4 separate regions of the Homo sapiens genome follow, and all the other regions are linked to region 2. Evidence: chromatin loops called from intact Hi-C (ENCODE). Cell type or tissue: PC-9. All regions are shown on one strand. Each heading gives the region's core, and the rest is flanking DNA. Links, peaks and the distances in the headings are about the cores only. Region 1 overlaps LOC124901752 (a long non-coding RNA gene). Region 2 overlaps KIAA1549. Region 3 overlaps CREB3L2 (cAMP responsive element binding protein 3 like 2). Region 4 overlaps SVOPL (SVOP like).

Region 1 (7,630 bases), core at 1,513-6,512, 860 kb after region 2:
CTAGGCTCTAAAAAATGACATGGTAAGGCCTGGGGACATGTGGAGTTCTCTCTCGCCTAACTATGCCTCCTCGCTGCGGTGGGAAGGGTCATGTATTATCTGCAGCTCTCTCCTTTTGTCCTGGGCTACACATCTGATACATAACTTAAATTGCTTACCTCCTAGGTTTTTCGTTTAAAAATTATGAAGAGTTAACATTGTAATTAATATATGTAATTAAAACCACTAGATAGAAGAGAAAAATTCTATATGTAAAGTATATAAGGAAAGTAGGATGTGTTTTTGGTAAAAGGTCAGAGAAATGTAGTGTTTTTTTTTAAGGGAAAGTGATTTTTCCTAGCTTAGACGTTTTTAAGTTGTTTTAAATGGAAGGAAAAATGATAGATAAAATGAAATGGATATAGAAAATTGGGAAAGTAAATTTTTGTCCTAAGATAAAATGATAGGATAAAACTGAAGCTTTCAGTAAGATTGTGGTGAATTGATCTTATGAAAGGAATTTTTTGTGTGATCAAGTTGGCTACAATTTAAAGGGTATCATTTAGTTTTTCTGCAAATTAAACATTAATATCAAGAGCACACGATGCAGGGCCAGAGTCAGAAACCCTGTGTTGGAATAAAAGGGTTTTCTTAGAGCACTGATCTGTTCTTTACTAGAAAATTCTAAATGGTCAAAGTGATTGAGATTGAATGGATTTGTTTATAAGATTTTATTAAAAATTAATTTCAGTGTTAATATACTATGCAAAAGCAAAATTTGGTTTTCTCTTTTAAACAAGATTTTCATGTAATAATTAAGAGACAATAAAATATGTTTGCTTACTTTTTGAGTAAACTGCCAAAAAAAAAAAAAAAAAAGAGGAAAGAAAAGAGACAGATTCAGTTGGCTGCACGCTGTTTTTATTAGGTCTTTTTGTTTGGGAAACTCAGTCTCCTCTCTATCAAAGAGTAAAGGTTTTTTTTTTTTCTTTTTGGAAATATTTGAGTTATCACTTTTGGCTAAATGAATAACCTGTGATCCTATTTTGTGATCTCAAATGTTTTAAACTTTTGATATTTGACAAACTTTCCAAAATCAAAATTTCAGGTTTGAAATCTATTCTTTTTGACCTTATTAACTTTTTTAGATATTAGGTCCCCTGAAGTCCAAAAGAGATTTTGGACTTATTTGCCTTATTTGGTGTGTTAAAATCATAAAGGAAGCATTGTCAAATATCAAATGTTTATTTAACTTTGAGTTAAATAAATATTAGTATGTGTTCCAAAATCATATGAGATTCCTGTAATCCTGATATGTCTTAGTATATATTATATTATCAGTAATAATTATGATTCTGATGTAAATTGCATGTCACAGAAATAAGCAAATTTTCTTGTCAATTGTATCTTTAACCATGACTGTTTTTTTGTTTTTGTTTTTGTTTTTGTTTTTAAGATAGGAGTCTGACTCTGTCACCCAGGCTGAAGTGCAGTGGCATGGTCTCGGCTCACTGAGCAACCTCTGCTTCCCAGGCTCGAGTGATCCACCCATCTCAGCACCCTCGTAGTTGGGACTACAGGCTCATGCCACCACACCCAGCTAATTACTTTATTTTTTGTACAGATAGGGTCTCCCTGTGTCGTCCAGGCTGGTCTTGAGCTCCTGGACTCAAGTGATCCACCTCCTCAGCCTCCTAAAATGCTGCGATTACAGGTATGAGCCACTGCACCTGGCCTGTCCTAAGACTTCTATCATCCATGGACAGTCCTTGTTTTACTTTGATTCTTCTCAAAAAGTAGTTTATGATCAGCTACAGTTCAAAAGTTACTTCTTCTTTAGGGAAGTTCATGGAGAGGACTCTGATGGGTGCTCTTGAATGCAGGTTTCTAAGTTTGGAGGCTGTGTCATTGGACTAGAGAGAAAATTGCCAGATCTTTCATTGAAGAGCTGATATGTTCATGAAGATTGCTGGCCCAGTCTTGGACAGAACAAAGGTTAATTACTAATTTATAACTGAACTAATTTATAACTGAAATAATTTTTTATGCCTTTTTTGTTTGAAACATTGCTGATACTTTTTTGTTTTGTTTTTCAGAGTCAAGAAAACTTTTTTTCTTTTCCTTTTTTGGGAGATGGGTTCTTGCTCTGTTGCCCATGCTGGAGTGCAGTGGCATGATCTCAGCTCACAGAAACTTCGACTGCCCAGGTTCAGGCAATCCTCCCACCTCAGCCTCTCGAGTAGCTGGGACTACAGGTGTGCACCACCACACTGAGATAATTTTTTGTATTATTATTTGTAGAGATGAGGTCTCACTATGTTTCCCTGGCTGGTCTTGAATTCCTAGGCTCAAGCTACTCTCTCACCTTAACCTCCCAAAGTACTAGGATTACAGGCATGAGCGACTGTGCCCAGCTGAAAACTTGAGTTATTTATAGCTTTTTTTTTTTGAGACGGAGTCTCGCTGTCTCCCAGGCTGGAGTGGCGCGATCTTGGCTCACTCCCGAGGTTCCGCTTGCCAGGGTTCCGCCCCCCAGGGTTCACACCATTCTCCTGCCTCAGCCTCCTGCGTAGCTGGGATTACAGGCGCCCGCCACCTCACCCGGCTAATTTTTTGTATTTTTAGTAGAGACGGGGTTTCACCGTGTTAGCCAAGATGGTCTCGATCTCCTGACCTCGTGATCCACCCGCCTCGGCCTCCCAAAGTGCTGGGATTACAGGCGTGAGCCACCGCGCCTGGCCTATTTATAGCTTTTAACAATTGAGTATACTCTCGTGAGTAAAATTTCTCTCTACCTGATTTCTCCAGGACTTGGAAACTATTTGAGTATTCTTAATTTATGTCAGTACAGCTATTTGCTTAGGTTCAATAAGAATCTGTTTTTGTTTTTGTTTAGTAACAGGTCACAAGTGGAGACACTGGGTATTTTACCAAGGCTTTGACTGGAATGGCATATTTTCAGATATGAGAAGACTGCTTTGAGGAATTGAGATTGACTTTATAGAGCTTATAGCCCATCAGAAAAACTGGCATGGTGGTGTGTGCCTGTAGTCCCACCTACTCGGGAGGCTGAAGTGGGAGGATTGCTTGAGCCAGGGAGGTCGAGGCTGCAGTGAGCCATGATCCCACCACTGCACTCCAGTCTCAGTGACACGGTGACAGCCTGTCTCAAAAACAACAACAACAAACTCCACAGACCAAAGTACAGATACAGTTGATCTTTATTCATGGATTCTGTATTTGAGAATTTGGCTACTTGCTGATATTTATTTGTCACCCTAAAATACTCATGGTATTCTTATGGTCCATTTTTTGGACCTGCACAGAACAGTGAGAAATTTGAATCTCCTGGTGTGCCCCACTGCAGCCAAAATTTGTTATCCTGGTGAGGTCAAACAAGACCAAGTTCTGTCTTCTCGTTCTGGCTGTCATATGGTAAAACAAGTATCATTTTTGTGGTCAATTTAGTGCTACACATAGCATTAAATTCATTTTTGTGGTGCTTTGTTGGTGATTTTGCTGTTTAAAATGGCCCCAAGCATAAGGGTAAAGTGCTGTCTAATGTTCCTAAGTGCAAGAAGGCTGTGATGTGTTTTTTGGGGAAAATAGGCATGGATAAGTTTCGTTCAGTCGTGAATTACAGTGCTGTTGGCCATGAGTTCAACGTTAATGAATCACCAATATATATTTAACAAGGTGTCTTTAAACAGAAACACACATAAAACCAGGTTATCTGCTTTTATTTTGTTTCTGCATGTTTATCAGTTGATACACGTTAAACATAGATTGATACATTTGTTTCTTTATATGTACTGATTGCTTGATGAAATTGTCATGAGCAGAGTCTCCCAGGAACCTAACCCCTATTTTCCCTATGAGCAATGGTTCAGTGTCTGTGATGATTTTGTAGAACAGAGCTACTGCAAATAATGAGAATAGGCTGTACAAGCAGCAGCATGGACCCATCTCACAGATGCGTGAGTCAGACAAGGAGTATAGGCAGTAAAATTCTGTTTGCATCATGCTCAAGACCAGGCAAATCTGATCTATGGAAGCCAGAAAGGCAATGACCTCTGGAGAAGCACTGACTAGCAAACAGCACGAAGGCACTCTTTAGGTTGATGAAAATGTTCTCTCTCTCCACCTGAGGGTTGCAAATTAATCTGGAATGTGAGATGTGGTTTTATTTTACCACTGCTGGGGCCAGGAGTGGCGGCTCACACCTGTAATCCCAGTACTTTGGGAGTCTGAGGCAGGAGGTTCGCTTCAGTCCAGGAGCTCGAAACCAGCCTGGGCAACATAATGAGATTCTGTCTCTATTAAAAATAAAAAAAATTAGCCAGCCATGGTGGTTTTATTTTATGACTGCCCAGCTCTTGCAATCTTTCCCTTTGGGTTTGCTAGTTGCATTGTTCCTCTTTAGCCACTTGGTGGCAGTGTTGGAGAAGTGACCAAAACGGCTGAAATTGAAATTCCGGTCTTTTCTAGTTCAATTAAAGGGCTGTTTGTTTCTGGCTGTGTCCTCCGTCCTCCTTTAAGGAACCTCTTGCCTCCACCAACCTCTCTTGTGACACGGTGCCAACAATCTCCTAAGGGGAGCGCCCTACAGAGGTTGGAGGAAAAATTGTGGCAAAGCAGTGTCAATCCTTGAACCTCTCTATCCCTGCGTCTTGCCTAACCCTCCCGCAGGCCCTTCACACCATTTCATGCCTGATCCCTTTCTCTGTTCCTCTCCTGCCCTGCTAGCCCCGCTCCTTGGGCACTGGGTGTGCCCTTAGGCTGTCAAATTCAACACACCGAGGCCGTGTGCGGTGGCTCACGCATGTAATCCCAGCACTTTGGGAGACCGAGGCAGGTGGATCACGAGGTCAGGAGTTCTAGACCAGCCTGACCAACATGGTGAAACCTCGTCTCTACTAAAAATACAAAAATTAGCCGGGCCTGGTGGTGTACGCCTGTAATCCCAGCTACTCAGGAGGCTGAGGCAGGAGAATTGCTTGAATCCAGTAGGTGGAGGCTGCAGTGAGCTGAAATGGCGACACTGCACTCCAGCCTGGACAACACAGCCAGACTCTATCTCAAAAAAAAAAAAAAAAAAAAAAATATTCAACACCCTGAGCCTGATCTTCTATCACCGGGAGAAGGTCACATACCGGGAAATTGGGACATGCAAAGCATATGATCCTGGTGTCATACAATTGATGTTTCTAGAAGTAAAACCTGTTTATCAACATGAAGAATGCTTCATCCTTTTCCAGTCAGCTGCTAACAAGAATGCATTAAATCCACACTGGAGGATGGGGGATTTTCAAGATCTCTTATTAAGTGGTAAGAGCAAACTGCAGAGAAATGTGCATAATAAAACAGTGACTGAACTTCTCTCTGTCTCTGTGTATTTGTATATGATTATATGAGCATAAAGGAAGTATGGAATGATACGTACCAGGCTGTCACCACTGTGTTCTTGGGATGGGATGGCCATGAGCAGATAAACAATGGAAAAAAAAAATCTTCACTGCAAAATGACTCATGCGAACGGTAACATGTATAACATTTTAATCTCATTTATTTAATTACAGGTTAAGATGTATATCTCTGTATAGCTATGTGTGTGCATACATAGACACACAGACACATATACTTATGTATAAATTAAAGCTATTTTTTCCTATATATTTTCTGCCTTTTACATTAGGCCTAGACCTTGTTCACACCAAAATTATAAAAGTATTTTATCTCTGGTTTCTCTGGATGGCTTTGTTTTATTTTACACTAATATCCTTAGTCCATCTGAAGCTTTTTTTCATATAAGTTGTAAGGTAGGGGTTTAATATAATAAAGTTTTATTTTCAAATTTTCTACAGTCTTTAAACAAGCTGTAGTGTATTAGCAGCCTCCACACAGTGACAGGTTAGTACGAGTATAAATTCAGCATGTAATTGTGAAGCCGAGGGGTGGCCCTGGGAGGGTGGAGTTCAAGATCTCCTGAGGTCAGCAGAGGTGGAGAAGGACCAACGTATGTGACTCTGGCTGCTCGTACCTGTAGCTCTTCCTGTTGTCCTGGGGCCTTTGGCCATTTCTGAATTTGCCAAGATGGGAAGAGGTCTGTTTCCAAGGGCAGGCTGCTTTCTAGGTTTTCAGAGTCCACCCCCCCAAACCCCTTTGAGAAACCGAGAGGCAGAGAGACGTGTTTCCTTGGCTTCAGGCAGAACGGTTCTATCCAGCACCCCCATCAGGGGCTATTCTCTATCAATAAGCAATCTACAGCCAATTGAAGCCAAGGCACCTGTGCCGTCTCTTTCCAGCTCATTTTCTACACCAGGTGGACTTCTCAGCGGTGGGGAGCAGCTCTCCTTCTCCCCTCCTTCTGTCTGACTCTTTATCCCAGTACTCAGAGTTCTCATTACCAAGTTATTTCACATTCCTGAGGCCTATCCTGATTTCCTGGATTTCCTAGGAAGGTATTAGATTCTTGCAGACATCTTCTCTCCTGTTTGTTCTATATACACTGCATATTACAGGTGCAATGGCTCATGCCTGTAATCCCAGCACTTTGGGACGCTGAGGTGGGAGGATAGCTTGAGCCCAGGAGTTTGATACCAGCCTGGGCAACAAAGCAGAAAACCCGTCTCTATACAAAATTAAAAAATTAGCTGGACATGGTGGCGTACACCTGTAGTCCCAGCTACTCAGGAGGCTGAGGTGGGAGGTTCACTTGAGCCTGGGAGGTTGAGGCTGCAGTGAGCCATGATCACACCACTGCACTCCAGCCTGGGTTATAGAGCGAGACCCTGTCTCCAAATAAATAAATAAATAAGAAATAGACATTGAAAGAAAATCCTCAAAGCTGGGAAATTTCTATTATACTGAACACTGTTAGAACAGGAAGAATTAAACAAAAGAAGGCCAGAGGGTAGTAAAAGTTTGCTCCCATTCCACACTGCAATAGAATGATAGAACATGTTAAAATAAAAAGAAAAATCTCAACAGATAGTAGAAAGTCAAGAGCATGGAGGAGTAAAATAAATACATCTTCAGAATTTATTAAAACAATGTCAGAGATGAAATGGGCAGGATTCCATGGTTTGTTGTATTATTTAAAAAAAAAAAAAAAACCGCCCAAGAGGAATGAGATGATCTGAAAAAATGCAACTCTGATTGAGTAATCCCAAATGGTTTCAGTAAGGATGGCAAGGGGGCTGTACTCGGAGAACTCAGTGTGTTGGTTGGGGAAGGGCTGAGATGAGCTCTTGAGTAGACAGGTACAAAGGAAAGAGAGGAGGCAGAGAACATTAGAGGGTGACATACACCTTGGAGAGTCATTGCTGTTGTTTGGAGCCTCCCAGGCTGTTGTACTTTGTGATGGTAGCCTTGGGAAACCAATAGAGTATGCCTTCCTCTCCCCTTCACATAATCCTCACCATTTGGTGAGGGAGACCTTGATAAGCCAACTGTAACCCCACACACATTCTTTGGCCAACAATATCACTTGAGAAGACCAAGTCTTCACAGCTGTGTCATGTGCCGGTGTCAGGATGTGGCACCAGGGATGCCTTTGCACAGCCTTTTCACGTTGGCTTAGGCAGACTTTCCCAGGCTGGAGTGCAGTGGGGTAATTATAGCTTGCTGCAACTTTGACCTCCTCGGCTCA
Region 2 (7,630 bases), core at 1,638-6,637:
ATGGCAGGGTCTCTGCTCCTCCCTGGTCTGTGCCTGTCGCTCTCTCGGTGACTCCGTGGAGCTTACAGACAGCAAGTTAAGTGTGGGCCAGAGGAGAGGAGCATAGCAGGAAGGCGCTCCTAGAAGGCTTTGCTGGCTGGGCATGGTGGCTCACACCTGTAATCCCAGCACTTTGGGAGCTTGATGTGGGCGTATCATTTCAGGTCAGGAGTTCGAGACCAGCCTGGCCAACATAGAGAAACCCCATCTCTACTAAAAGTACAAAAAATGAACTGGGCATGATGGTGCGTGTCTGTAATCCCAGCTACTCGGCAGGCTGAGACAGGAGAATCACTTGAACCCGGGAAGTGGAGGTTGCAGCGAGCTGAGATCATGCCATTGCACTCCAGCCTGGGCAACAGAGTGAGACTCTGTCTCAAATAAATAAATAAACATAAAAATAAATAAAGACTTTGCGAAGTGTGTGTCCCAGAAGCTTCCCGGGACCTCTATGGCTGTCTTTCTCTCCCTCACCCTTCCTCAGATTCAGACCGCGCTGCGGCACAAGTCTGAGATCGAGCACCATCGCAACAAGATCCGCCTGCGCGCCAAGCGCCGCGGGCACTACGAGTTCCCGGTGGTAGACGACCTGTCCTCGGGCGACACTAAGGAGCGACACCGGGTGTACCGCAGGGCACAGATGCAGATCGACAAGATCCTGGACCCCACGGCCAGCGTGCCCTCCGTGTTCATAGAGCCCAGGAAGAGGTGGGCTGGGGCTCTGCGCTAGGCGGTGGGGCGGGCGCGCAGAGGTGCTGCGGGGGGCACAGGAGCAGGACAGGAGCCCCTCTGCTACTGCAGGGCCTGTGACAGAAGGACCCCATCCGTGTTCACGTGGAGGTCTCTGAAGACAGTTGAAGGGGCTCATGCACAGAAGGATGTGGAGGCCACTCGGAAGGCTTACCCTGGCTGAGGGTCACCTTAGTGTGGGAGGCGTTGGCTTTGTTCTCAACTCTGCCCCTCTGCCTGCCTCGGGGCATTTCCTGGGGCTTAATCTGTCTCTTCCAATTCAGCCTGTCTAAAACTGCACTCACCCTTTCCTTCCCACACTGGCTCCTTCTGTGGTGTCCTTGGCTCTTCCTCACCTCCCACTCTGTCACCTCCAATATTTTCATCTCCCGGAGCCACCCAGGCTGGCACCCAGCAGATCTTCGTTGGTTTTCTCACAGCTGCCTGCAGGGTCTGGGGTCTTACCTTCCCCTGGTCTCCCAGACTCCCGTCCCCGACATAGATGCGTTTTCCTTAAACACGGCTCTCATGTATGTCTTTCTCTACTCAAAACCTGAGGTGGCTCTTATTGCCTGCCAGGTGGGTCCTGTGCTCCCGTCGCAGGCCGGCCCTGCCCCTCCACTCCAGCTCTTTTTCACGGGTCAGCCACACGGACAGAACTGCCACCCAGGAGACGGCCTGGTAGCCCCTGAACATTCACCTGCCTGCCGTTTCTGCCCCTGGCACCTGCTTCCCACATCCTCCCTGGCTTCAGGTCCCATTCACTCTTCAAGACCTAGTTCTGGGCCAGGCGTGGTGGCTCACGCCTATAATTCCAGCACTTTGGGAGGCCAAGGCAGGCGGATCACGAGGTCAGGAGTTAGAAGTTCAACACCAGCCTGGCCAATATGGTGAAACCCCGTCTCTACTAAAGATACAAAAATTAATTGGGCGTGGTGGCAGGCGCCTGTAATCCCAGCTACTCAGGAGGCTGAGGCAGGAGAATTGTTTCAACCTGGGAAGTGGAGGTTGCAGTGAGCCGAGATCACGCCATTGCACTCCACCCTGGGCGACGGTATGAGACTACATCTCAAAAAAAGAATAATAAAATAAAAAAGACCTAGTTCTAGCCCCATGGGACTAATAGCTCCCACTGACTTCTTTTCTGAATGTCATGATTACAAATGGCTTTATATCATTCTGTGTTGCTTCATGTGGGTTAATAGGTCTGTTTAGGTATGCTCTGAGCTTCCTTAGAGCAGAGACTGTCTCGTACATGGCGTTTATATCCTATGGGGTGTTTCCAGGGGTAGCACATCCTAGGTACTCAGGGTACTTAGTGTTTAGTTGGTAAGTCAGTGGCAAAAAGGGTGATTTCCTACGAAGATAATTTCTCTTTTTCCTGGCAGCTCACGGATAAAACGTTCTCCCAAGCCTCGCCGGAAACACCAGGTCAACGGCTGTCCTGCCGACGCTGAGAAGGACCGGCTCATCACCACAGACAGCGATGGCACCTACAGGAGGCCCCCCGGCGTCCACAACTCAGCCTACATCGGATGCCCAGTGCGTGCCACCGACTCCAGTTTCTGGAACTCGGGTGGGGCGGCTCCTAGAAAGATGCGCTGAAAGGGGAGGAGAAGCAGCAGCACTGGCTGCCGCCCTGTGTGGTATCAGTGCCTGATGCCTGATGGCTGATGCACCAGGGCCCTCTAGGTCATGAAGTGGGTGGGGTGGGGTGCCACCCCTTCTGAGGGGAGACTTGAGTGCTGTCAGCCAGGGTGCTGCCGAGTGCCACCTCTGGAAACACACTCCGTGTTTTTCCTCTCTATACGTAAGCCCCGTTCTCTCAGACTTCACAGTGGGACTTTTTTCGAGGTTAACTGGAAAACAGAGAGAGAGAGAAATATCCTCAAGGTTTTTTTCCTTCTCCCTAGTCAGAGGGTTATTTGGTTTTGTTGTTTATTTTTATTATTTTTTTTTTTTGGGACAGGGTCTTACTCTGTTGCCCAGGCTGGAGTGCAGTGGTGTGATCCAGGCTCACTGTAGCCTCAGCCTCCTGGGCTCAAGTAATTTTCCCACCTCAGTCTGCTGAGTAGCTAGGACCATAGGCATATGCCACCATGCCCAGCTAATTTTAAAAATTTTTGTAGAGATGGGGTCTCAGCATGTTGCCCAGGCTGGTCTCAAACTCCTGACCTCAAGTGATCCTCCCGCCTTGGCCTCCCACAGTGCTAGGATTACAGGTATGAGGGCATGACCCTGTGATCAAGAGTCTCATACTCTACTGACTGAGCTAGCCTGGCTGGGTTTCCTAATGAGAGGAGGGATATTTAGGGTTTTATTTCCCTGTACTGTCCTTGGAGTGCTAAGAAGATAGCGTATTTGCTTATATATATTTTGCTTTTATGGGAGAAAGAGGTTAATGGAAATTAAGAAATAATGAGTGGTGGCTCAGACCTGTAATGCCAGCACTTTGGGAGGCTGAGGTGGATGGATCGCTTGAGCCCAGGTGTTGGAGACCAGCCTGGGCAATATAGCGAAACCCCGTCTCTCCAAAAAATACAGAAATTAGCCAGGCGTGGTGGTGCATGCCTGTAATCCCAGCTACTTGGGAGGCTGAGGTGGGAGAATCGCTTCAGCCCAGGAGGTCGAGGCTGCAGTGAGCTTTGATCGCACCACTGCACTCCAGCCTGGGTGACAGAGCAAAACCCTGTCTCTAAATAAATAAATAAGGGATTATTTTTTTCCAAAGTAAAAGAGGTCCAGACAGATTTGCTTGAAGTGTTAAAGGCAGTTATTGATAGCGTAAGATGCATACACACAGACTGCATTGAGTAGGGGAGAGAGAACCAGCCTCACTTAACCCATGAGAAATACAGACACAAAGATACCCGAAGACAGAGAGGGCGAGCCAGGTGCCGCTAACTCCGGCAGCACTGGGAAACACAGGGCGTCCTAAACTCCATACCAGGAGAGCCCTGCCTTGCTGCAGCAGGCCCCTTTCACCTCCTGGAGGCACTCACAGAGCCAGCCTGGTTTAGAGACACGTTAGCAAAAAGCACAGCCTTTGAGAAGGGATTTGCGATGGATGTGATCGCTTTAGATAGACCTTATGCAACCAGCCATTTCTTAGTTGAGGTTTGTATTTTTCTCCTAAATTATATAAATAACAAGCACTTAAATAGGCTAAATATAATTACACAAATGTGCAAACATTATACTGGGATGGGGCCTAAATACAACTGAATTATGATCATCTGAAAGAATGAGACTTTTCCTTAGGAACTTACGGTATTTCTAGGGTCTTAAAGACCGACCTTCTTGATCTACTCATGGGGATCAGTGCGATTTCAGAGTTAGGCTGTCTGTAAATGAAACTACTGTCTTCCTCAGTACGAGGAATTGAGTAGTTCCTGTTACTTTCTAAATGTGGTGCATGGCTGCTCTTACAGTAGGTGGTGCTCTTGTGCTGTGTTGGGTTCTGGGGGTATTTGGGCATCTGTGGGGTTTGGCTTGATCTGGGGAGGGCTCCCCAGGGTTGTCACCCGGAGCTTTTGTAAACTGTGCCAAGTGGAGACTTGCTGTGGTGTGAAACAGATAGAAGGGGCAGCATCCCTTCTTGTCCCTTCACTTCTCCAGCCAACCTGGGCTCCTCTCTCAAAGGAATTTGTGGGGAACCCTCTCAGTCCCCCTCTCTTTGATTTTTTTAAATGATTGAGTTTTGTATGGGGAGGAACCTGTCTTCTCCTGGCTGTCTTCATTTGCCTGCTTCAGTGACTCTAGATCAGCCTTCTTTTGCGGTAGCTTTGCAGCATCGTTTTCTTCCTTTTTTCCTTAGCAGAGAGTGCAGGGATTCCTCCTCCTGTGGGTGCAGAGCAGCCTCTTCCTGGAAGACACCACCCCAGAGGCTGCTTGCCTTCAGTGGCTCCTTTTTTAAAAGATTGCCCCAAAATAAAAATCTTCCTCAGATTTTGAATTCTGAAACACTTTAAAAGATAATGCCTGTCTCAGAACTCATCTTTTCTTAGGTAGTTTATCTTTTTTTCCCTCAACTTGTATTTTAGAATCAGTGGTACATGTACAGGGTTTTTTTTTTTCATCTTCAAGCCTATACTAGGGAAGTACTATGTGTTTTTGAATTACCTTGAATTTTCCACTTTCCCCTCAAAAATATCTTCTCCTTGAGCGGTGTGTTCTCCTAAGGCCAAGAGAAATATTCCTTGGTTCCTTGTAATAAGGGTGACCATTATAATTCAGGCCTTGGTAGAAATCCAGCCAGCTGCTTGTTCTTGTAAGTAACTTTTTTTTTTTGAGACACTCCAGCTCTGTTGCCCAGGCTGGAGTGCAGTGGTGCAATCACGGCTCACTGCAGCTTCAACCTCCCCAAGCTCAGGTGATCCTCCCACCTAAGCCTCCCAAGTAGCTGGGATTACAGGCACATGCCACCTTGCCTGGCTAATTTTTGTATTTTTAGTAGAGATGGGCTTTCACCTTGTTGCCTAGGCTGGTCTCAGACTCCTGGGCTCAGCGATCCTCCTGCCTTGGCCTCCCACATTTCTGGGATTATAGACATGAGCCACCAAACCTGGCCTAAATAGAGTTTTATTGCAACACAACCGCACCCATTTGTTGGCTTGATATCAATGACTGTTTTTGCTGCAAGGCAGAGTTGAGTGGTTGTGACAGACTATATGACTCATAAAACCTAAAGTCTTTACTGTCTGGCCCTTTACAGAAAAAGTTTGATGTAATTTGTCATCCAATCCAGACACTTTTGGAAGTGTAAGGGGGTGTTCTATTAATAATGACCGTGGGACAACAGGCATAAACTGAGGTTGTCCTGGACAACCAGGCTGTCTGGTCACCCTCTTGCAACACCCACAAAGGACTGCTAAATAGGCACCAAAATCCGTAAACAGTGAAAAGATGTACATTTATTTCTGAAGACTGATAAACTGTATCTGAACACATCTATGTGTGAAACATCTATAGTCTAAATATAGATGGTAGAATATAGGAAATTGAGTAAATCCTCTTCTTGGCCTGCAAGTTCTGATAGTCTCGCCTGCAAAATGAGGAGAAAACAAGAAGGTGAAGGACAGGAAGAGGAAGTGTCCTGGCCCAGGAGCTCCTGGCCTTCTGGCAGGATTCACGGGGGCCATTGGGAATCCAAGGGGACTGTCCTTCCCATCTGCAGATCATCTCTCTCGGTATAGAAGTTTAGCCTTCTCTGAAATTCTGGCCACTGAGAATGAGATTGGCAGTGGTTATAGCCGCTGGGGACTCTGCTCAAATGTCTGAGATCGTTTCCCACAGTGGAATCTCAGTTTGTGCCTGCAGTTTTTTGTGTCACCACACTACTTGCTTCCTTGCAGTAGAGTCACATACGCAGCCACCGGAATCACCGCCAGGAACATCGCTTCTGTTTCTGGAGAAACCCTTTTACCAGTGGGCTGTTCTTCCAGACACACCCTCCCTTCTTTCCACCCGTGAGCTCTAGGTTGGTGGTACACTGCCGACCAGGCTTCCTCATCTGCTCCTCAAGAAAATCAAGAATTGGAGAAGGGCATGACTGTGGACCTTTATCCACCTCACAAGGAAAGGAGCACAGGTTCCTTCCAAGGTGACATCATCAACTAGAGGCCACCTTGGGGCCCCAGATTCTCAATTAGGATTCCTCAGTGACAAATCTCATTTAGTAGAACCTCCAGTGGGATGTTGCAGTTGGGAGAAATGGACTCATAAGCCCAAGAGTGTCATGTGCAAGAGAGGGAGGTCGCCAGTGGGGACTGCCGTGGAGAGAAGAGCACCTACCCCATCCCACGAGGGCAGTCGCTGCTTCACGGCAGTTGGTGGTTTCTGTGTTGCGTGAGGGCCTGGTCATGCCAGAGCTTCAGACTCTGCCAAGAGAACCCAGAAATCTGAGTGTTACTATGAAATTTTCAGATGTTTAAAATAATGGCTATCAATTAAAAGAGTGTGTAGGCCAAGCAAAACCTGTCCGTGGGTTGACTGTGGGGTTACTAGTTTTGTATGGTCCTCTCTCAGTTTGGAGTTAAGAACCTACTGCCCTTCACGCTGGCAGGAATAATAACTGATCACCCGTTAGAAGCATTTTTCAGATAGGGGGCTAAGTTTAAGGATGTGTCTGTAGAGTAGTTTGTCTTTGTAATAGACTCACTGATCCAGATGGGTAACGGAATGTCTTCGTTGGCCCCTTTAAGTATGGTGATCCAACTAGCTGGGCTAAACTGCAGGCACGTGGCAAGTGAAGCATTCTAGATAGAAGCCGCCCACCCTTCCTCACAGAGGGTATGGGGTCCCCAGCCCCTCGGGCAGAACCTTTTCTCTCTTCACTGTGTCTGCTGCAGTCACCATGCTGTTTGGGCTCATGGAGCCTGTAAGACCAGAAAGGATGACTCTTCTTCGTTGGTTCCTGGTTTTGTCTCTTAACAGTTTACCTGGTGTATATTATGACCGTGTTTTGCTCATAACAGTATTGGGAAATGAGATTTAAAAAATCTTTATTGTTACTTATATTTCTACCTCTTAAGCAGTAGGTATAGAACACAATTTGAACCTTTGCGTTTTTTTTTCTTTTTCTTTTGAGATAGAGTTTCACTCTTGTCACCCAGGCTGGAGTGCAAGAGTGCAATCTCAGTTCACTGCAACCTCTGCCTCCTGGGTTCAAGCGATTCTCCTGCTTCAGCCTCCTGAGTGGCTGAGATTACAGGCGTGCACACTACGCCCAGCTAATTTTTATATTTTTAGTAGAGACAAGGTTTCACCATGTTGGCCACGCTGGTCTCGAACTCCTGACCTCAGGTGATCCACCCATCTCGGCCTCCCAAAGTGCTGGGATTACAGGCGTGAGCCACTGTGT
Region 3 (7,630 bases), core at 1,004-6,003, 960 kb after region 2:
CACCTTGAACCTGACTTCACTCCTTGGATTACTAGAATAGCTTGTATCCTATATACCTGTGTGTACTACTATGATCTGTCCATTCTACATGTTTATGGAGGAACTCTTCCCCATGTCGGATGCTTGCCCAACAACTATGTTGTATTTCCCTGTTACTTGTTGGTACCAAGCCCTGACACCTTTACTCATTATCAGGTATCCAACCCTCCGCTGCTTCAAGAACTCCTTACCCACACTAGGCAGTGGCTTCTTCAGTGACTTTTCAAAATACTGCCTTTTGCTTAGAATGCACTCCTCTCTCTTATGTAAATCATCCCCTTTCTTTCAGGAGGCCCAATTCAAATCTCATCTCCTGCCCTAAACGTTTCCTGATCACACAACTCATAGTAGTGTTCTCTTACTTCAAATTTTTAGTACACCTTTAGCTAATGTATTAGTCCATTTTCATGCTGCTGATAAAGACATACCCGAGATTGGGCAATTTACAAGAGAAAGAGGTTTAATTGGACTTACAGTTCCACGTGGCTAGGGAAACCTCACAATCATGGTGGAAGGCGAGGAGGAGCAAGTCATGTCTTACATGGATGGCAGCAGGCAAAGAGAGAGCTTGTGCAGTGCAACTCCTGTTTTTTAAAACCATCAGATCTTGTGAGATTCATTCACTCTCACAAAAGCAGCATGGGAAAGACTCACCCCATAATTCAGTCATCTCCCACTGGGTCCCTCCCACAACACGTGGGAATTATGGGAGCTATAAAATGAGATTTGGGTGGGGACACAGAGCCAAACCATATCAGCTAAGATTACAGTTTAGCATTTAATTACTCTTATCCTTTCATGGGTATCAGTTCAGTCTCACAGTCTTGATCACAAGCTGCTTGAGAGGTAGGGTTTGTTTTGAGTCCTCCATGGCATTTAGTATGGAGCTAAAATGCAATAGGGACTCTGTTTGATTAATTATAAACATGCCATTCTACTGTGGGTTCCATGAGATGTGCTACTGTTCTTGTCTTCATTGTTGATGGACATTCTGAGACTGCTGAAGCCAGAGGCTTCTGTGGAAAGAGTCTGCAGATGTGTCCCTGGGTGCTCTGCACTCTTAGCTAAAAGTGGAGGAGAGAATTGACTCCTGTTGTGTAGAGAGCACCTTATAAAACTGCATTTTCAGAAGGAGAACAACAAAATTCTTGCACAAAGCAGGGCTGCAAATGAATCCTTCATCACTCCAAGGCCAGGAAATCTCTAGGGATGTGGGAAATGACTTCTCTGCTTTTTCTTTTCATGTTTTAGCGAGTAGGGTGCTTCCCGGGAAATAATGGGTGGAGGCTTCTTTATTCTTTCCCTTGAATTATAATCCCTAGGTTATAACACTCACATGGGGGTGTCTTCCCCATCTTCCCATGCCCTTCAAAATACCCATCTGTCACCCAAAGCAGATGGGGCATCCTTGTCTCAGAGCCTTCTGTAAGACATTGTAACAGATTCTCATCATCCCATTGGGAGGTGATTCTTCAGTGGTCCCAGTTCTTTTTCTTTGACCCTTTTCTGCTCCTTGGTCTGCACAGAAACTGCAGGGATCAGGCCCTCTGGTCCTGACAGAGGAGGAGAAGAGGACCCTGATCGCTGAGGGCTATCCCATCCCCACCAAATTGCCCCTGTCAAAATCAGAGGAGAAGGCCCTGAAGAAAATTCGGAGGAAGATCAAGAATAAGGTGAGCTCTTCAAATCTAGGCACTTCTAGAGCAGAGACGAGCAGAATCGAGTCAGCATCCCTTTCCCTGCCTTCCCAACGGCCAGCACTACCCCATCCCATGGTGGAGACCAAGGCCCAGCCCTTCCCTTCCCTAAGCCCTGGGAGGAGCACCCTCACCACGTGCCCCTCTCTTCCTCCAGCCCATCCCATCCCTCTTGAGGCCAGCAGACTCCCAGATCAGTATCTACCTCTTTGGTGCCCACGATGATACATTTACGGGTGGGAGGAAGCTATTAGAATTTCCATCTAGTTTTTTTTTTTTTTTTTTAACTCAGCCTTTTAAATTTTGGGTGTATGATATATACAATAGTTTCCTCTAGTAGACATATATATGTACTCTATGTATCTATATAAAATACAGCATATATATATATTATATATATATAAGATACAAATACATTGCAAGTGCTTGGTTAATTTTTTTTTTTCTTGGTAGGGTTTTGTGATCACAAAACTTCTGCAGTTTGCTGGTCTATATTTGGACTCAGTAGTCTCCTACCCCTGGGCCCCTCAGTGCTGAGCAGGCCTGATGAAAACCAGGGGGATGGCTGAGGCACAGGCCTACCAGGAGGGAGGGGGCAAAGAGGGAAGGAAGACAAGAGCTTAGTGTCACTCTATCCATGTGCGGAACCAGCAGCAAGTTGATGTATGACCAAGCCAGCTGTCTTATTTTATATATGTACTTCAGCCAGCAGAGGTCCAGGAGTTAAACTCATTTATCTGAGACCACACTGATGGTTTGTGAGCCACATGTTCTGGCCTGGCTCTTCACTCAGTGTCCATTGTTTTCTTTTCTTTTCTTTCTTTCTTTTTTTTTTTTTTCATACAGAGTCTCACTCTGTCACCCAGGCTGGAGTGTAGTGGCATGATCTCGGCTCACTGCAACCTCTGCCTCCCAGGTTCAAGTGATTCTCCTACCTCAGCCTCCCAAGCATCTGGAACCACAGACGTGTGCCACCATGCCCGGCTAATTTTTTTGTTTTTTGTTTTTTGTTTTGAGATGGAGTCTCTCTCTGTCACCTAGGCTGGAGTGCAGTGGCACAATGTCAGCTCACTGCAACCTCTGCCTCCCGGACTCAAGCGATTCTCTTGCCTCAGCCTCCCAATTAGCTGGGATTACAAGCATGCACCACCGCGCCCAGCTAATTTTTGTATTTTTAGTAGACGGGGTTTTACCATGTTGCCCAGGCTGGTCTTGAACTCCTGACCTCAGGTGATCTACCCGCCTTGGCCTCCCAAAGTGCTGGGATTACAGGCTAGAGCCACTGCGCCTGCCATTTTTTTGTATTTTTAATGGAGACAGGGTTTCACCATGTTGGCCAGGCTGGTCTCGAACTCCTGACCTCAAGTGATCCGCCCACCTCAGCCTCCCAAAGTGTTGGGATTACAGGTGTAAGCCACTGCTCCTGGCCACTCAGTGTCCATTTTACTGGTGGCCTGGTTTGTAGGAAAGTAGGTGTGAGTTTGGCAGCTAGAAACCCGGGAGGACAGACTAGTCAATGAACCAGCAGCTTAAACAAATGGCAAGCAGCTTGCAGAAGTAAGCAGGGCTTTGGTGACTTCTACGCTAACCACCTCCCATCTTAACTGGTTTACTTACAGAGCTGGAAATTAATCATTCTCCTCCCACTCCTCTCTCTCAGATTTCTGCTCAGGAAAGTAGGAGAAAGAAGAAAGAATACATGGACAGCCTGGAGAAAAAGTAAGCCTGCTGGCAAACTGTTGCGTTCATCGGGCAGTATGCACAGGGAAATATGGGTGTGCGGAGAATCGGGGAGAAGCAGTTCAATTCCTCTTTCTGGCCACCTTGGAAACCCGGTGGTTTATCAGCTGTGGTTTGCCTGCCACCTAGTGGTTATTTGGAGGAGACGTCTATAATAAAGCAAGAAAGAAGTGAAAGTACCTTAGTAGGTGTTTGAATCATACCACTGCCAGCCAAGGACCCCGGAGTCCTCACAGACTTCTTTTCAAACACATACAAATATTAACATTCCTGCACATTCCTGGAACTTCTAGCAGGAGAAGCCCTGTTTTAGCTGAAAGGAGCAGTGCTACTTAATCAGCCCCCATTGGCCACACTCCTTCATGCTCTAGAGAGGGCACATAGGGAAAGAAAGATGTCAGGTTGGCAGCCTTTATTTTCCAGCCACTACAATTCATGTTTTTTTTTTTTTGCAAAAACACTTGAAGGCAATCTTTGTTCTTTTGAAAAGTCTGTAATATCAGGCGGGCTGTTAGAAAAAGATGAATTAAATACAGTTTTGTCTTAGCCCTGGAAGTTAGTTCTTTAGCTAACAAACCAAGATATTTTTAAGATGGGCATGAGGCCCCAGACCCAGAAATGAACTTCATGTGGATCTGGGGAAAGGAGTGGCTGGTGGTTCCTGGCTGTTTCTCAAAGCTACTATTGAAAGTTTAGTGCTTCTATCACCTGACTTAAGTACTGGTAATGCAGCATTAAGTATAGTTGGCTCTCCATATCTGGGGGTTCAGCGTCCTCAGATTCAACCAACCATGGGTCTAAAATATTCAGAAAAAAACTTCAATAGGCTGGGTGTGATGGCTCACTCTTATAATCCCCGTGCTTTGGGAGGCCAAGGTGAGAGGATTGCTTGAGCTCAGGAGTTCAAGACCAGCCTGGGCAACATAGCCAGACCCCCTAAAAAATAAAAAAAAATTAGCCAGGCATGGTGGTGCACATCTGTGGTCCCAGCTACTCAGGAGGCTGAGAGGGGAGAATCACTTGAGCCCAGGAAGTTGAGGCTGCAGTGAGCTGTGATTGTGCCACTGCACTATAGCCTTGATGATAGAGTGAGACTCTGTCTCAAAAAACCAAAGCCAAAACCAAACAACTCAATAAAAAAAAACTACAACAATAAAAAATAATACAACTATAAATACAAGATAACACATATTTACATAGTATTTACATTGTGTTTGGTATTATAAATAACCTAGAGATGATTAACATATACTGGAGGATATGTAAAGGTTATATACAAATACTACACCATTTTTTAATCAGGGACTCGAGCATCTGGAGATTTTGGTATCTGTGGGGAGTTCTGGAACTAATCCCCCCTGAATACCGTGGGAAGACTGTAGTCCCATGCTGTCCCACCATTTTCTATGGGCATCCAGGGTCAAGATGTTCCTATGAAAGTCTCTTTACTGTCTCTTTTGGGCATGCGTGCCCCAGCACCAGGATTCCTAGTCCTGGGCTCTCGTCCTGCCCTTTGCTTAAGTCTCTTCACTTCTTATCAGTCCTGGTAAGAGTGTAGCTGGGAGTATCCAGATTACTGTAGTATAGAGGGAGAAGTATGATGGGCATTGAGAACACTAGGGAGGAGGTGAGAGGAAAGAGGTTGTAACACCCTAAAAGAGGGTCATATTTTGTACTGTCACTATTCATCTTTCATTATTCAGGCACTCATCACTCAGCTCCCTCTTTTTTTTTTTTTTTTTTGGAGACAGAGTCTCGCTCTGTGGCCCAGGCTGGAGTGCTGTGGCATGATCTTGGCTCACTGCAACCTCTGCCTCCCAGGTTCAAGTGACTCTTCTGTCTCAGCCTCCCAAGTAGCTCGGATTACAGGCACACACCACCATGCTCAGCTAATTTTTGCATTTTTAGTAGAGATGGGGTTTCACCATGTTGGCCAGGCTATTCTTGAGCTCCTGACCTCAAGTGATCTGCCTGCCTCAGCCTCCCAAATTACTGGGATTATAGACATGAGCCACTACGCCCGGCCCCAGCTCCTTCTATTTTTCTTTTTTTTTTTTTTTTTTGAGACAGATCTTGCTCTGTCACAAGGCTGGGGTGCAGTGGCGATCTTGGCTCACTGCAACATCTGACTCCTGGGTTCAAGCGATTCTCCTGCCTCAGCCTCCCGAGTAGCTGGGATTACAGGCACGTGCCACCACGCCCAGCTAATTTTTGTATTTTTAGTAGAGACAGGGTTTCACCATGTCGGCCAGGATGGTCTCTATCTCCTGACCTTGTGATCCGCCTGCTTCGGCCTCCCAAAGTGCTGGGATTACAGGCGTGAGCCACCGTGCCCGGCCTATTTTTTTTTTTTTCTTAAGTCTCTTCATCCTTCTTTCAATACTTTCCCACACTTCCATGGGGTGGCAGATCCCCCCAACCCTCCTTTTCCTCATCCCCACCTACCTCCACCCTAGCTCCTAGCTTAGTGTTTGCTCTATGGATAATAATTTTCTTCTTTCTCCCTCCTTTGTAGAGTGGAGTCTTGTTCAACTGAGAACTTGGAGCTTCGGAAGAAGGTAGAGGTTCTAGAGAACACTAATAGGTAAGTGTCACTGGACTGAGAGCTGATTGCGCTACCAATGGAAGATGGGGAAGGAAGAGGATAGAATCCAGAACCAGGGATGGCAGAAAAGTGGAGGAGGTCACAGTGAAAGTGCAGTTGTGCTGAGATGCTCAGCATGGCCAAACTCCACCCACCCACTCCTGCTACACACACACGCATGCACACGTGCTACTCTTGCACATATACAAACACATATGCACACATGCTCTCATGTTCACATCCACAATACACATATGTACACACTCTCATATGCACATACATGTACACATACATGCATATTCTTTACTTTTCCTAAATGATACAGGATTGAAGAAGAAGCTGATCATGACAAGGACTATGACTAGGGGGTTAAAAAAGAGGCTTGGAGGAGAATAAGATCAACAAGCCTGATTCTCCTGAAAATGACATCAAAATTTAGAGGTGACCAAGGAGGCACTGGCCACTTCATTATAATCTAATTTTAGTAGCAAATGATACTTATTAGTTTAAAAAAAGAGAAAATCATTGGTATTTTTTTTTTCTTTTTTTTGAGACGGAGTCTTGCTCTGTCGCCCAGGCTGGAATGCAGTGGCATGATATCGGCTCACTGCAAGCTCTGCCTCCCGGGTTCAAGTGATTCTCCTGCCTCAGCCTCCTGAGCAGCTGGGACTACAGGCACGCGCCACCACGTCCGGCTAATTTTTGTATTTTTTTTTTTTTTAGTAGAGATGGGGTTTCACCATGTTGGCCAGGATGGTCTCAATCTCCTGACCTCATGATCCGCCCCCACCTTGGCCTCCCAAAATGCTGGAATTACAGGTCTGAGCCACTGCTCCGGCTGCAAATCATTGTTTTTTAAATTAGTTTTTTAAAATTAGCTAGTTTATTAATTGCATTTCAAACCCATTTTACAAAAATTGTAACGGTACCAAGTTGATAAATTCCTCTAGCACTTGCTGTGCCCAGTGCTATTTTAAGCACTTTACAGCTATGAACTCATTTAGCCCTATGAGATGCCATTATTATCATCCTCACTATATAGAGGAGGTAACTGAAACTCGGAAAGTCTAGGTGATTTGTCCAAGGTCACACAGTAACCGCTAAAGCTGCATTTGAACCCAGGCAGTCTGGCTCTGGAGCCTGGATGTGGGAGGAGTATATGGAGGTTTATGCCTGGCTCATATGCAAGAGAAAGGGGTGAAAGTGCAGGGTTAAGAAACTGGCTTTTGGGGAGTTTCATCCAGAATGTATGTGTTCATGTGCACACATGATACATACCTGTGCTGTGACAATTATTTCTTAGAGACTCCTGTCACCCTGAGTGTTAGAGATCCAACAAATTAAGCAGAGAAAAATGGACTTACTGGGTAAACAAAAATTTAATCAGATTAAGGGTCAGTGTTAATGCCCAGTAACAATTGTGCAAATATTAAGGGATCAGTTTAAATCTCTTTGCATGTTATTTGATAATAACAAATGAATTTAATTCCCGTTTCCTGATGCTTCATGGTTTGTTGCTCAAAAAGCCAGCTAATATAGACATAAGCTAAAACTACCGCCAGTGGGATCC
Region 4 (7,630 bases), core at 889-5,888, 200 kb after region 2:
TCTGTCTTCAGGCTTAACCTCCTCTTTGGTGTAATGAGTTTAGGAGTCCCGAGATGTTTTATTTTTCCATTATATTATCTTAGTTCCATCTCCCTCATTAAAACTCCTCTTATTAACTTTGGAGCCCTGGTTCCTTTTTTGCGTTTTTAAAGCTCTCTAGTACTTGTTGTCCCAAAGACCACCAGGATGGCTAAATAATAGAAAGGACAGTTTTATTGGCAATAGTGATTTGCAAGCCTGAAAGAGACAGTCTCCAGTGTGCATTGAAGTTGCTTTCTCTTGGAAGAGGAGAAGGACAGGTTGGGTTTTATGTTTCACAAGGCTGGCATCATACATATTTGGCAGGTTTGGGGGCAAAGCTATACATGTTTGTGAGGGGATCCTACATGCAGACTAGGTAAGCTCGTTTGTAACATACATCACATGTTCACTTTGGGGCAGGGTTTTAGCATTAAAATGAGGTGGAATTTGGCTCTTTATGTCAAAGGTGAACTACAGAAAACAAACAGTTTGTGCACTCTCTGTATAAGCTGCTGAAACTGACCTGAGGTCTGCAGTAGCTTATCCAAAAAGAATGTCTGTAAGGCTGGTCCTCTGTCCAATCAGCACTGTAGTGGTCTGGGTTGTAAATCAGCTTGATATCTCAGACAGGAATTCAGAAATCTGCCATGTCTGCCAGACCCTGAACCCTTGACCTGGAGATAACGTTTGTTTCTTTAACCTTGGGGCCCGTCTTAGTTGCTAAAGGGGTGTCTATTTTGGTGTCTCAGATCATATGCTTTTAGAAAAACTTTTAGAAATAAAACAAAGTTTTTACTTAGACTTGTAATAAAGTGACTCGATTGCTTTCTATTTTCTTCTACATATAAAATACTTTAGAAAGTGTCAACCTAAAATAACAGAGAAGCTCTCCAGAGAAATGAGTTTATTTGGAAAGGAATGATAGGTGATTGCAATCTGGGAATTCCTGTGCCATGGCGAACCGTGGCCGGGCCATAGGTGTATCCAGGAAGGCAAGGAAAGTCGAGAGTTTTTTAAAGACAAAATGAGGAAGGCTACATAAGTTATTTTGAAATACTTTTCCTTGGCTACAAGGATCAGTAACAACGGTGGCATCAGTCCGAGGTAGAACAGGCTGGGTATTGTTCTTGCAGAAGCAGTTTCTTGTTTTTTGTTTTGTTTGTTTTTGAGACAGTGATGCACTCTGTTGCTCAGGCTGGCCTTGAGCTCCTGGGCTCAAGCGATCAGTGGTCTTTGTGCAAGGCTGTGGTTTTCAGAGTCCTTATTACAGTTTTTGTGTGCCTGAGAGCTCCTCCTCTGTTGCCTACAATCCCATTTTGGTAGGGTGTGGCCTAAGTGACTCCATTTTGGTTCTCATGGCTTTCAGAAAAGCGTTACTTGCCAATCCTTGTATCTTTAGGGTGACCCTATAACTTTATGTTTAATTCTAACTGATCTGTACCCCAGTTGGCTTGTGTATATGCACCTCTTAGATCCTTGAGAATGCTGGAGATCCAGGTGTGGCATTTGCACCTGCACTACAAAATTGTATTACGTGATACCGTTTTTTATAGTACATGACACACATGTAAATGTGATATTTACAGCTCATATTTCATTGGCTGCATTTGTGCTGTTTCCTAAGGTGCCTACAGAGGCTCCTTCCAGCAGGTACACAATCTCCCTCATTAGGCCATCACAGCTCAGAAGACTTCTCTCTAAGCAGCTGAACTCTCCCAAGGTGACTGTTTCCTGCTCTGGGCTCCTCCCATCCTCCTGTCTTGGCTTAGCCCATCTGACTCTGACCCTGTCCCTGAGCTTACTGGGAACAATTGTGCTAAACGGAAGGGCCAGGCTAATGAGCAACATTGTCACTGTCTCCCAGGCCCCCCAACCCTGTTTTCTAAGCGGTTGTTAATTGAGAAAACTAAAGAATTGTGGGGCTATGATGGCCCTTGTGTTTTGTGAGAGTCATGCTGAAGAAACGCTTTGTGTGTTGCTTAAATCAGAAACAGTGGAGTCATGTCATGTATTAAAGACAAGCACCTGCAGAAAAGAGCTGACCCTAGGGAGGTGGCGAGTGGGGGCGGGGGAGGGTCGAGCGTGGGGGTGGGGGTAGGAAGGGTCGAGCATGGGGGTGGTTGGGGGAAGGGTCGGGGGTGGAGGGGAAGGGTCGAGGGCAGGGGTCGGGGGGAAGTGTCGGGGGTCAGGGGAAAGGGCGGGGATGGGGGAAGTGTCGGGGGAAGGGTCGAGGGTGGGCGTGGGGGTAAGGAAGGGTCGAGCGCGGGGCTGGTTGGGGGAAGGGTCAGGGTTATGGGGGAAAGGTCGAGGGCGGGAGTTGGGGAGAAGGGTCGAGGGCGGGGGTGGGGGGAAGGGTCGAGCGCCGGGGTGGCGGAGGAGGAAGAGCTGGGGGTGAGCAGCAGCAGCGTGCGGGGGAGGGGGGAAGGGCGCAAGAGAGGATCAGGGGTCAGCGGCACACCCATGGAGGATCAGGGGTGCGCCCGATGGAGGGTCAGGGACGCTGGAGAGTTAGGCGCGCGCCCGATGGAGGATCGGGGGTGCTGGAGATTAGGCGCGCATCTGGTGGAGGGTCAGGGGCGTGCCCGATGGAGGATTAAAGGCGCTGGAGGGTTAGGCGCGCGCCTGATGGAGGATTAGGGGTGCTCGAGGGTTAGGCGCGCGCGCCCGATAAAGGGTCAGGGGCTTGCCCAGTGGAGGATTAGGGGCGCTGGAGGGTTAGGCGCCCGCCTGCTGGAGGATACGGGGTGCCAGAGGGTTAGGCACGCGCCCAATGGGTCAGAGGCGTGCCCGATGGAGGATTAGGGGCGTTGGAGGGTTAGGCGCACGCCCGATGGAGGGCCAGGGGTGTGTCCGATGGAGGATTAGGGGTGCTGGAGGGTTAGGCGCGTGCCCGATGGGAGCTCAAGGACGCTGGAGGGTTAGGCGCGCGCTAGGTGGGGCGCGCGAGGGAGGCAGGACGTCTTCCAGGTAGAAGGTGGGGGAGGGGGAGGGCAGGGTAGGGTGCACAAGAAGGGGGCACCACTGAGGATCGTTGGGGGCGAGTGAGGGAGGCAGAGGGAGAGCTGGAGCCCCAGCGAGCGGACAGGTTTCTGTCTCTGCAGTCTGTCAAACAGGGTTACGGAACGTTTCTGTCCTAGAAAGTGTAGCGTGCAGGACCCAGTCGTGGCTTTTGTCGTGCAAGAATATATATGATGAATTTTTCATGGTTCAGTGTGGGAGAAATGCATTTCAGTCTTCCCTCTAAAGAGTGAAGGAAGGAGAAAAAAAGCAGAACAGCGACAGCGAAAGGGAAACAGAGCTGTTTCTGGTTTGTTTTGTTTTCCCCTAGAAATGCGAGCTGACAGCATTCCTTTGATTGCCCTGGAGGCCGTCAGTCAGGGCTGCAGTGAAGCCTGAACTTCTTGAAGGCAGGAAAATAAGGAGCCCAGAGGCACAGACAGCAGCTGAGGTCTCAGGCCAAGTTATAATAAATAAAACCCTAGTGTCAAATCCCAGGTCCTTGAATTTTATCAGGGGAGGACAGGCCATTGTGAGAACGAGTAAGGAAAAGAAGTAGGTGTATCTTAGGACTTATGAATGTTCTGAAGAGTTTTTTAAATGAGTGATTGGATTTGGTGTTTAAAGTTATGTCTATTTGTAATAACATAAAGGGAGACTGCTTCTAGTGGCCCCAATTTGTGTACTGTATAAGGCAGCGCATGAACAGACAATTTTAAAAATTACAGTGGAAATTCACAAGTACACATCTGAATAGAGTGGAGCCGAAGCCGTCCTCTAGCAACAAGCGGGCGGCAGAGGACCCCGTTTCCACCTGGGGCAGGATCTGCCTTGTTAGGCTCCCACCAACAGGGAGCTGAAATCCTGAACATGAAGGGCCTCAGGGGCAAGCAAGACCAACGTGAAACCCTGTTCTTTAAATTAACTTCCATCCCTCCCGTATTTCCAGCCTACTTCTAGTGAAAATGGCTAACGGGGTAAAGTAACATGTAAAACCTGCTTAGAGAACCGTTTTATCTCGCTCCCACTTGCAGATGGTGTTTTTTGGCTACATGGTTTTCAGTATCCTCTTTGGCCTCCTGGCTGACAGATATGGCCGCTGGAAGGTAGGTGGGGCCTCACAGTAGCATTTGGAATTGTCTTTTGTGTATTCTTTTGGGGGCAACCTTATCACTGTTTCTCTTTAGTAGGCATCTCCCTCCCAATACCCAAGATAGAAAATGCAGACATTTCCCTCCCTGATGGAACATTCCAGGCTTATCTTCTGGACATTTTTCTCAGGGTACCTGTGCCTGCAGCTGTTCCTCTGCAGTCCAGGTGTGGAGTAAAAGGAGATGCGGGTATTATAGAGTTCTAAGAAATCTCTACCCAGAAGGATTAAAGGAAGGAAGGCCGCTAAGTGGCTCTATTTGAACTTTTAAAGGTTGGGACTTAGAAGCAGTCATGGGTTGGTTAGATGCCCCCACCACGTCCAGTTTACTGTGGTGGTGTTGAGAACAGAGGTCTGATATCAGTGGGGGCACACATCTGTTCTCCATTTATCCATATCTTCGCTTCTAATGAGTTAATAAGGGGAATGGAAAAGGCCCCTTAGCCCTTCAGAGCAGCCCTATTGGGAGGTTTTTTCCTCTGGTTTTCATTTAAATGACTAGTCCACTGCTGCAACAGCAAGCTCAGAAGAAGCTGTTCTTTCAGGACTATGTGTCATGAGTGAGTGTCCATAAAGTCTCTAACCCCCCAGAGCACCCAAGTAGGTTGGGAGGGAGCAAGTCTCCCTTAATTTTGGGGCAAGAAAACTCACCCTCAGGCACCTATCTGTTTGAAACTAGCAGGAACTGGCCACAAATGAAAAGAGAAGTCCAAATTACAATCAGTAGGAAACAGATGCAAGTTTTAAAGCCTGTGATGGAATTTTAGGACAAGAAAAAGTAAAATGACTAGTGCTGGATGGCCAAGACCATTAAGCCAAACCTGCTGCTATGAGGCAGAGGCAGAGAAAGCAGAAGTTCTCTGCAGAGCCATTTGCCTGAATGTCCCGTCCAGGGACAGAAATGGAAGCCCATGCTCTTAAATGAGAGAGTTTATAAAGAAGCCACCCAAACTGTAGACCTCAACCTAAAGGAAAGGAGGGCCAGATTCAGAAAGACTCACCCTTTTGCCCCCAGTGAAACCTCTGGAGTTAGGGGAACGCAGTGGGTTCATGCAGCAAGTTCAAGAGGAGCCTATTGGTAATTGTGGGGGTAAGGGGTGGTGTTGCTCTGAACCTTGCCAGCTATGCCAGAAATATTGACCTAAAGGAAGAAACAGAGACGAAATTAATATAAGTAGGGAGTTTATTTGGACCAAGATTGAGGATTGCAGCTCGGAAGTCATACAGTCCAGTTGCCCTGAATATATGCTCCGATTAGCAGCAGTTACAAGTGGGTTTTTTAAAGGAGGAGAGAAAAGAATTTGGGGGCACTTCCTAAGTTATTTACTAATAATTTACATTGGTTCGTTAAAATAAGGTATGCTATCAGCTGATTCTACATCTTTCTTGGTGTCACAAAATCTAAAAACATGGAGATAATGGATGAGCGTCACATTGTGCAACTTGCGGTAACCTTTTAGGTAATTTATCAGCTAGTCTGGAAACTACAGGGAAGGTAAGAAAAACAAAATGAAATACAATTACCCTGGGCATGGGTGCGGGAATGTGACCGGAGTCGCATGCTCCTGTGTCTCTGGACCTGATAAATTCTGCATACCTCACATTCCTCAGACTGTTCTGAGCCGCTTTTCTCTCTCAAGTTGATGGATGTACGGAGTTAAAACATATTAGAGTGTGGACATTTGCAGGTATAAACATAAGCAGCTACACATTTTGCTCATGTTGGTATAGCTTTGAAACTAGCTACGTGCTCAAAGTCACGTGCCTACTAAGATTAGACATCAAGACATAAATTATGTCTTCTGATTACAAACCCAGGTCTGTCTTTTCTATTTGCTTGATTTCTGGTGAAATCCTCTCTGAGCATAAACACAAATGGAGGAATCTCAAAGGAAAACATTAGTAGAATTGGCTGTATGTTTTAAAGTACATGAAATAAATAGCATAGATTCTTGTAAATTTGAAAACACGAGTATCTCAAAAAAGCACAAAAAGGCATTTTATAAAAGAAATACAAATTATCAAGAAACTTTGAAAAAACATTAAAGTACAGGAGTTATCAAAAACAAAATACATAGCAAGATATAATTTTTCCTTATCAAATATGTAAGGAAATTTTTCCTTAAAGAGTCCTGCACCGTTGAAATGGACATTTTCATGACTTGCAAGTATATAGACACCCTTACTATATATAACACCCTGTTGGTGTTAATATATCATTATTATTATATAATATTATTAAACCCTATTGGTATAATTTTTCTGACCATCAGCCTGGCAGTATGAAACATGAACCTTGAAAATATTCTGCTAACCTGAACATTTGTCTTCCAGAAATCTAGCTTGCTAAAGATATCAGAGAGGGCATAACGACTTATGTACAGATATCATCGCAGCTTATTTTAATAATGAGAAGATCTGAAACAACTTAAACTGCAACAGTAGAGCAAGGTCTTATGTATTATATTACATGTATGAAAGTACATCTTTCCACTGGAACATTTATAGCCAGCCATTAACACTTCGTTTTCTCTCATAAACAGAGAAGATAAAACAGTGTTAAGAGTTATCTTCTCTGGGTTGGACAATCAATGGTGATTTCAATTTCTTAATTTTCTTTTTTCTTCTGTATTGTTTACTATGAATTTATCCTTATAATTAAAGAAAAAGCAAATACCTTAAATGTTCTCCTTGTACTCCTCCCAACATACTGCCTCATTACGTCCCCAGCAGCCCTGTGAGTAGGGAGGACACGTTTTTGCCTTTTGATGTCCAAGTTCAGGGACCTGCCACCCATGAGGGTGGGCACAGCATGGTAGTTTTAAAGAATGGTCTGAACTTGGTAGGTCTGGGCTTCCAGACAGTAGAATGGCATGGATTGTATTGTTGGATGATTGTGAAAGACCAGTGGGCTTGCTACAGGTTAGCTCCTCAGAGAAGCAACTATCAGGATGGAAACCGAAAATCGCCTTCAGAAGTTAGGGCTTCTTCCCTCCCCGCATTGAGGCAGGTCCCATTCATGTGTTCTGCTGTTGCTTCAGATTCTGCTCATCTCGTTCCTGTGGGGAGCCTATTTCTCCTTGCTGACCTCGTTTGCTCCTTCGTACATCTGGTTTGTCTTCCTGCGGACGATGGTGGGCTGTGGTGTGTCCGGCCACTCGCAAGGGTAAATATGTTACCCAGGGGACCCTGAGACAGAAACGTGTACCCCTGCAGGCCCTGATGCACACACACTGCGCTTAATAGACCAAAAGCATTGTGAACCCAACATATCTGAGACAGGTTTCAGTCCATTTAGAAAGTTTATTTTTGCCAAAGTTAAGGATGTGGCTGTGACACAGCCTCAGGAGGCCCTGAGGACATGTGCCCAAGGTAGTTGGGGTATAGCTTGTTTTATATATTTTAGGGAGACATAACACATCAATTAATACATGTAAGATTTACATTGGTTCCATCTGGAAG

Evidence for each region. A loop is a pair of places that touch in the nucleus more often than their neighbours do. Peaks named below come from ENCODE experiments on the same cell type or tissue, not always from the same donor. Only the 100,000 strongest peaks of a DNase experiment are listed, where the experiment ranks them.
Region 1: it touches region 2 in a loop (10-fold over the local background); 9 of 110 quality-filtered maps call a loop at or near these places.
Region 3: it touches region 2 in a loop (20-fold over the local background); 10 of 110 quality-filtered maps call a loop at or near these places.
Region 4: it touches region 2 in a loop (3-fold over the local background); 2 of 110 quality-filtered maps call a loop at or near these places.

What each region holds. Positions count from the first base shown.
Region 1 is chr7:138,005,790-138,013,419 of GRCh38, reverse strand. All of the region lies in intron 2 of LOC124901752 (a long non-coding RNA gene), which reads right to left. Among named protein-coding and RNA genes, the nearest start is that of CREB3L2, 7.5 kb to the right of the region's middle. In PC-9, for the core only: CTCF peaks have their summits at 4,201 and 4,400 (motif pointing right); a DNase peak (open chromatin) is centred at 4,429.
Region 2 is chr7:138,862,655-138,870,284 of GRCh38, reverse strand. It overlaps KIAA1549, which reads left to right. Exons shown (of 20, transcript NM_001164665.2): 14 at 524-747; 15 at 2,157-2,310. Among named protein-coding and RNA genes, the nearest start is that of ATP6V0A4, 68 kb to the right of the region's middle. In PC-9, for the core only: CTCF peaks have their summits at 4,012 and 4,218 (motif pointing right); a DNase peak (open chromatin) is centred at 5,424; H3K27ac peaks cover 1,917 bases.
Region 3 is chr7:137,899,784-137,907,413 of GRCh38, reverse strand. It overlaps CREB3L2 (cAMP responsive element binding protein 3 like 2), which reads left to right. Exons shown (of 12, transcript NM_194071.4): 6 at 1,566-1,712; 7 at 3,397-3,455; 8 at 5,992-6,060. Among named protein-coding and RNA genes, the nearest start is that of CREB3L2-AS1, 50 kb to the left of the region's middle. RefSeq lists enhancers at 2,878-3,378, 7,326-7,630. In PC-9, for the core only: CTCF peaks have their summits at 3,405 and 3,609 (motif pointing left); a DNase peak (open chromatin) is centred at 3,583.
Region 4 is chr7:138,659,568-138,667,197 of GRCh38, reverse strand. SVOPL (SVOP like) reads left to right here. Exons shown (of 16, transcript NM_001139456.2): 5 at 4,053-4,124; 6 at 7,210-7,334. Among named protein-coding and RNA genes, the nearest start is that of SVOPL, 38 kb to the left of the region's middle. In PC-9, for the core only: no CTCF peak of the experiment used is centred there; a DNase peak (open chromatin) is centred at 3,357; H3K4me3 peaks cover 1,619 bases; H3K27ac peaks cover 1,564 bases.